2 separate regions of the Mus musculus genome follow, and region 1 is linked to region 2. Evidence: chromatin contacts called from ENCODE Hi-C or POLR2A ChIA-PET data. All regions are on one chromosome and are shown on one strand. Each heading gives the region's core, a stretch centred on a gene start or an enhancer-like site at or near the end of the contact. The rest is flanking DNA. Distances are from core to core; before and after follow the strand shown. Region 1 holds the start of Rpsa (ribosomal protein SA). Region 2 holds the start of Oxsr1 (oxidative-stress responsive 1).

The links. A loop is a pair of places that touch in the nucleus more often than their neighbours do. ChIA-PET counts read pairs that join two places held with the same protein, here RNA polymerase II (POLR2A).
Region 1: a map of T-helper 17 cell shows a loop between it and region 2 (3-fold over the local background). The contact joins the promoter of Rpsa here to the promoter of Oxsr1 in region 2. A Hi-C loop is called at or near these places in 1 of 37 maps with a recorded cell type or tissue (T-helper 17 cell). POLR2A ChIA-PET finds 5 or more read pairs at or near these places in 1 of 5 experiments (embryonic stem cell).

What each region holds. Positions count from the first base shown.
Region 1 is chr9:120,125,944-120,129,303 of GRCm38, reverse strand. Rpsa (ribosomal protein SA) reads right to left here and starts at 1,538. Exons shown (of 7, transcript NM_011029.4): 1 at 1,474-1,538; 2 at 682-847; 3 at 28-146. The coding sequence starts at 814. LOC115485682 (a small nucleolar RNA gene) reads right to left here and starts at 524; the gene lies at 369-524. It also overlaps a transcript of Slc25a38 not described here.
Region 2 is chr9:119,321,124-119,324,504 of GRCm38, reverse strand. Oxsr1 (oxidative-stress responsive 1) reads left to right here and starts at 2,078. Exons shown (of 18, transcript NM_133985.2): 1 at 2,078-2,500. The coding sequence starts at 2,431.

The DNA of each region.
Region 1 (3,360 bases), core at 289-2,788, 810 kb before region 2:
AAACAAAAGCACATGCATGCCACAAACCTGGCCAGTGTTCCTGGAGGAGATGACGCTGACGTCAGCAGGATTCTCGATGGCAACAATAGCTCGAGCTGCGAGCAACAGCTTCTCCCAGGTCCTCTTCAGGTTTATGATGTAGATACCTAGGCCAGCAAACGGAACTCTCTGAGGAGCTTCCCAAGGCAGGAAGTCTGGCAGTCACTCTGCAGACCTGGCTGATCAGACTCCTGACTGCCTCCTAAACACTAGGATTAAAGGGTGTGAAACCACCACACCCAGCAACAAGTAGTTTAAAGTGGGTGTCCCAGACAGGCTTGCTAGCCTCATAGCCTTGTGAATGGACACTGTGGGAAGGTAAGGCATACGCATGTGGCAGTGACCACTACCAAACTCCAGTCATAGAGGCAAGCTCTACTGGTGTTAGCGAAAATCCTGCCATAAATTCAATGTAGCACACTTCCGACACTCAGAAGTTCACTGGCCAAGACTGGCCTCCACTCTGAGCTTTAATAGTGTGCAGGGTCAGTCAGTCCTCCATGACCTCTGGCCCCTTCCCACACATCCTCTTAGTTACATCACAAGCCAGAGTAGCACTCCAACACCAACCATTCAGTTACCAGGCACTATACCCATTAGAGCACCATAGTCAGGAACTGACTATCACAGGTGGCAACTGACCGTCACTTTTCCTTTTGTAGATGTACTGCTCCATCTGAAAGTCAAGGTTGGTGCCACCTAAGTGGGTTCCCGCAGCAAGGAATTTGAGGACATCCTCCTCCTTCATCTGCAGGACGTCAAGGGCTCCGGACATTGTGTAAGTTTCCCTTTAAGTTACGATGGGAATCTAAAAAAGGAATAAAATTCATCTTTTTTCTTCTGACACTAGAACTCACAAGATTGCCCTGCCTCCTGAGAGGGGGACTAAAGGCGTATGCCACTAGGCGCAGCACATCATCTGAGCTGAAATGGGTTGTGTTCTTATTCCTCCTTGCCTTTCGATTTTTCTGGCCACCTAGTCACTAAGGAAAGTGACTTTGTCAGCAGAGCACATATAGAAAAACTGGACAGTTGAAGTTAGCGCCTCCGCAGGCACACTGACTACAGGATAGCTACTTAAGTATAGCTGCTTCTTTGCACCGAGAGTTGCGCAAAGGCGGCCATGATCGGGGTGCTTCGGGAGTTGTATTTCGAGACTGGCCGGCAGTTCCCGTCCCATCTCCATGCGCCTCACAAGCACTTTTCCCAGCATCTTGCCGACAGGGCCCTCGAGCGTGGCGCGAACCGCAGAAGGGCCCCGCAGTGGCGCCCGCCCCACCTAACTGCGGGCCAGCACGTGGCGCTGCCGCCAGGAGCCAAGCCGCCCCGGCACACGCAGCCTCGGCGCCCTCCGCGCCCACCCATGGCGCGGGAAGCTAGTAAGCGCGCGTCCCGCGGCGTCCGGAGACGCCGAGGGCTCCACGTGAGACTCACCAAGAACAACGCCGTATGGACCCGTCCCCGGGTAGCGCGAAAGGACGGGCGGCCGGAAATGACGTCCTTAAATAACCCACAGCCAGCCAATGGCAAAGCAGGCTAAGCAAAAAGGGAGAACTTCCGCTCCGGAAAAAGCCTCTGGCGCACGCGCAGATTCAGTGAGTGGGCCCGCTGTAGCGCGCGCGGAGCGGAAGTTAAAGTGGCCCGCGCCTGCGCGGCTGCAGTCGCTGCACAGACCCCAGGCCGGAAGTAGCTGGGGCGAGGGGGGGGAGTGGGGGGGGGGGAGCGAGCGTGGAAAGTCCGTAGCTTTTGGTCCGCTGAGTGACGAATAGGCTTCAAGCTGGGCCACCTATGTCAGGATTAACTCCAGGAGCACACACCCGCCTGCCCCTCTGGTACTGGCTCCTTCCTACATTTGAGAACTACAAAATAGTAGTTACCCAGTAAGATATTACAAAAGTGTTGAAGGGAGCAGGGAGAAATTTGGATGCGTCATCTATTTACAAAGCGTTTATTACTGTATTCCATGTCTCAAGTAATCTAGAGATGACTTGGAGTCTGTGGGAGGGTTGTGGTTATTAGAAAATACCAGACTATTTTTGTTTTGTTTTGTTTTTCGAGACAGGGTTTCTCTGTACAGCCCTGGCTGTCCCGGAACTCACTTTATTGACCAGGCTGGCCTCGAACTCAGAAATCCGCCCGCCTCTGCCTCCGGAGTGCCGGGGCTAAATAAAGGCGTGTGCCACCACGCCCAGCTCAGACCATTTTATATTAGGGACTTGAGCATCTATGGGTTTGGCATCCATAGGTGGTTCTGGAACAAATCCCACAGATACTGAAGGATAACCATATATGCATACAACAAAAATAATAGATCAAAAACCCAGAGGAGTGTGGGTGCAGCTCCGTGGTAGAGTACTAACATCGAAAGGCTCTGGGTTTCTTCAGTTCTTGCTGGGGCAAGAGGACCATGAATTTGAAGCTATAGTCATACTCTGTCTCAAAAATAAATATAAAACGGTAAAACTAAAAAGAACAAAGCATTTAACTTGCCACATCGTGAATGTGTATCAAGATATCTTGTTAAGTAAAACAGAATATTCTAAAATCTATTAAGTGGTATGTTCAGGTCAGGTAGTGGTGGCCTATGCCTGTAATCCTAGCCAGCACTCAGGAGACAGAGGCAAGCAGATCTCTACGAGTTGAAAGCTAGTCTAATCTACAAAAATGAGTTCCAGGACAGCCAAAGCTACACAGAGAAACCCTGTCTTTAAAAAAAAGAAAAAATAGAGTGGCCTAGCTCCCTGCGGCTGTCCTTGGTCACGCTTGGTACCAGGCTGAAGCAGTCAAGATGACCTTATTTCAGCTTAGAAGTGAGCACTGGGTTCATATACTTGTCCCTGTAGGATTTGTCTTTGGGTATTATCTAGACAGAAAGGATGGTGAAAAGCTAACTGCTGCTGGGCCGTGGTATTGCACGCCTTTAATCCTAGCACTTAGGAGGCAGGAGCAGGCAGATTTCTGAGTTCGAGGCCAGCCTGGTTTACAGAGTGAATTCCAGGACACCCAGGACTACACATAGAAACCCTGTCTCGAAAAAAAACCAAAACAACAAAAAAAAGCTAACTGCCTTCAGGAATAAGAGCATGCTATTTCAAAGGGAACTAAGGCCCAATGAAGTTACTTGCAAGTAAAAACTGGTTAAATGACAGAATGTTCACATTTTAAAAGTTATTGGAGAAATAAAAGCATTTATTATTTAATTAGAAAAAAATGACAATAGAAAGTGAGTGGTAGGTCTGGGAATGAAGATTATAAGTAGGTATAAGAGCTTACTGGAGGTCGGGGGTGGAAATGTTCTAAAACTAGTTTATAGGGTCATGG
Region 2 (3,381 bases), core at 829-3,328:
AACCTCTGGAAGTGCCAGTGCTCTTAACTGCTGAGCCATCTCTCCAGCCCAATTACTTAACTATTAACTTAAATGCTCCCTACTGCTTACTACAAAAACTCCATACTCCAGCAAAAAAAAAAAAAAAAAAAAAAAAGGGGGGTGGGGGGACTAAGTCCCTGATCACTGTTGTGAGAGTGCTCACATGCAAGATATTTTAAAGGCTGAATCTTGCTTGAGCTTATGGCCTCAAATACCCAATTCCTGGCTTCCTTCCTCATTAAAATCATGGTATTTTAACCTCGACTAGGCCACAGAAAGTCAGGGACAGGGGAAACAAAATGACCAGATTTATAGAGAAGGTTCCTGCTCTACCAATCCACTGAGGTACATGAATGAGGAGGTAAGCAAGAACACATTAATGAATGCACTATAATGTTATCTAATAATAATTAAGACCCAGTATCTTGAAATTTCACCATGAAACTGGTAGTTCCTTTTCTTGGGGGAAGGGGAAAGAAGGCAGTCCCAAATTCTAAGTTATATAATTTATTTTCATGGTAATGAAAGAAAATTGTAAAGTGTATCCGTGGTCCACAGAGCCCAACAATTCCAGATTATTTTTGGCTTATTGGTTTTCTATTGGTACACACCATGAAGAGTTCCAATCTGTCCCCACTTCCTCTCGATGTTACTTTTATTCTTCTTCCAGCAAGAAAAAGTTATCACACGCACTAAATGTGTCACAAGTAGTGGCTGCAACAAATTTCTTCCTTCCTTCCTTCCTTATTTTTTTTTTTAAAGATTTTATTTATTTTATATATATGAGTACACTGTAGCTGTATTTAGACATACCAAATGAGGGCATTGGATCCCATTTCAGATGGTTGTGAGCCACCATGTGGTTGCTGGGAATTGACCTCAGGACCTCTGGAAGAGCAGTCAGTGCTCTCAACCACTGAGCCATTTCTCCAGCCCTGAAACACATTTCTACAGCAAGACCTTGCACCTTTGCCGGGTCTGGAATATTCTGTCCTCCCATTTTCTGTTTGCTGAGATCCCCTTAGCACTGTAAGGTCTGGCCCAAATGGGACCTCTTCTTGAGATGTTCCATAAGTCCTATCAACCAGACGCGCTCATGGCCTTCCCACCGAAGAGCTCAGCAGTGCTGCTCAGCTGAACACTTTGTCCGCAGCGACCCTGTCCAGGTTGATGTTTTAATGTTTTGTTTCACCAAAGCGCGATCTTCTAAGGCCAAGAAAACGGAACTTATTTTTGTGAAGATGACAAAAGCCAGGGCCGGGGGCCTAGAGCTGACCCCTAAGTCGCGTGACAGAAACCACTGAACAGTCAAGGCGCTGCCTGGGCAGAGACAACTAACCTAGGTCCCAGGCAGGTGCTGTTTCTTTAGACCCGAAGCGGAGAAAAGACAGAAACCGCTTCCTCCCGGATCCTGGAGGCGGCGCTGAGTACTTCCGCCTTAGGAAAAAAAAAAATGTCATCACGGGCCGAGCTTCCGGCTCCACTCGGGAGCCCGCAAGACCTTTTATCCTAGTTGGCCTTCGTCCGCGCACCCCACCCGGCCGCTCCCTCGGGCTTCTCCACACCCCGGGGCGCGGTTTGCACGTCTCGAGGGTGTGACCGTGACGCCGTGACGTCACCTCAGCGAACCCGGTCCTGAAAGGTTTTGGCGCTCGGTAGGAACTGGGAGTCAAGTTCCCGGAGGCGGGACTAACATATGACTGATGTCCACACGCTCCAGTTGCCGTTCTCATGCTTTCTCAAACCAACCAATGAATGCAAAGCAGAGAGGGCAACGCCCCTCCCTCAGCTTCTAGAGGAAGCGCCGCTCCTTCGGTTTAGCACTCAGTGGCCGCCATGCTTGGTGTGGCTCCTCGTTCTGCGGCAGTTTGCTCTGTTTTGGCTTTCAGACGCCCTCAGTGAACTCCTCCACGAGCACTTCTGCTCTCTAACTATCGACTTCCACTCTTTCCGGCTTCCTTCTCGCTTGCCTCTTGTCCGGCCACACTCAAGATGGCGGCCGGGGGGCGGCGAGCCGCGGCCAGGCTTCCCCGGCGTGGTGACGTCAGCGCGCTGCGTGTCGGCAGGTGGAGGGAGAAGGGAAAGTTTGGCCCGTGCTTGGGGTTCGGGTGGAGGGCGGGACGGAGGGGCAGGGCTGGGTAGAAGCTTGTTTCGCGGTGCCGCGGAGGTTAAGGCCGGCTCGTGGGCTGGGCCGGGGACTGCGGGACGCGGAGCCGCGGGAGGCGAGGTCGGTCGCAGCCGCGCGTCTCCGCCTCGGGGCCGCGCTTGACCCGCGCGCCCCGGCGTTGTGCGCCCCAAGGCTGGGCCAAGCGGCGGGTTGGGGGCGGCGGCTGGGCGTGGGGAGGCGCGCGGCGAGGTGACCTGAGAGCCCGGAGCGTGAGGAGCACGGAGCCAGGCGCTGCAGCCGTCATGTCCGAGGACTCGAGCGCCCTGCCCTGGTCCATCAACAGGGACGACTACGAGCTGCAGGAGGTGATAGGTGAGAGCCGAGGGGCGACGCGCCGGGGTTCTGGGCCCGAGCCTTGCTGGGCACTGGTGCGAGCCGTGCGCCTAGGGTGGGGCTCCCTTCGGAGGGAGAAGCGTACCTGAGACAGATGCGTCCTGTGCAGAAGAGCCATGTGGATGGGCGGCAGGCCTGGCTCAGGGGGCACTAGGGTCCGTGGGCAGAGCCGCGTGGCTCTGGGATTGTGGGGTCTGTGCACTTGAGTCCATCCCTGCATCCACGCGACGATGCACTATTTCGCAGGTGTGAGGCTGAGGGCAGCTCCAGGTACCGGTGCTGAGCAGGTTAGACCCGCCTCTAGCTCTTTACAACTGACTTCTCAGATCCCGGAGGCAGACGTCAACTACATAGAAAGAATGGGAAAAGCGGTAACAGGTCTCAGTAGGTGGCCGGAAGGAACCGGGCAAGATGTTATAAGGAGTGGTTTGAACAAGTTACGTGATTTCAAGGAAAAGTTGAGCCCTCAAAGCGAGTCGGAGGAAGATCGCCTTTCCCCCTCCATTGAGGAATAAGAAAATACTTAGACTCTGAGGAGAGAGAGAGTGCTTGATAAGTTGAGGGACCAGAAAGAGGGCACACATTAGTCTCAGGGACCTTTAAAGCTATGGTAAAGATTTGGAGTTTCAAGTTGTCCTTGGAGGGCTTCAACTAGGGACCATGGCTCGCTCCATAAATCTGGCTATTATGTGTGAAGTGGCCCTGAATAAGATCCGAGAATACCAGTTGGTCGACAGCAAGCATGGATTGTTACTCTCAGAGGTGCAGCGTGCTTGAGGAGGTTAAGCGGCTAGGGATGAGGGAGAGTTTGTAGCCCAGCAGTAATGCAGTGGCCATAGAAATCGAAGGGAAATGGGTTT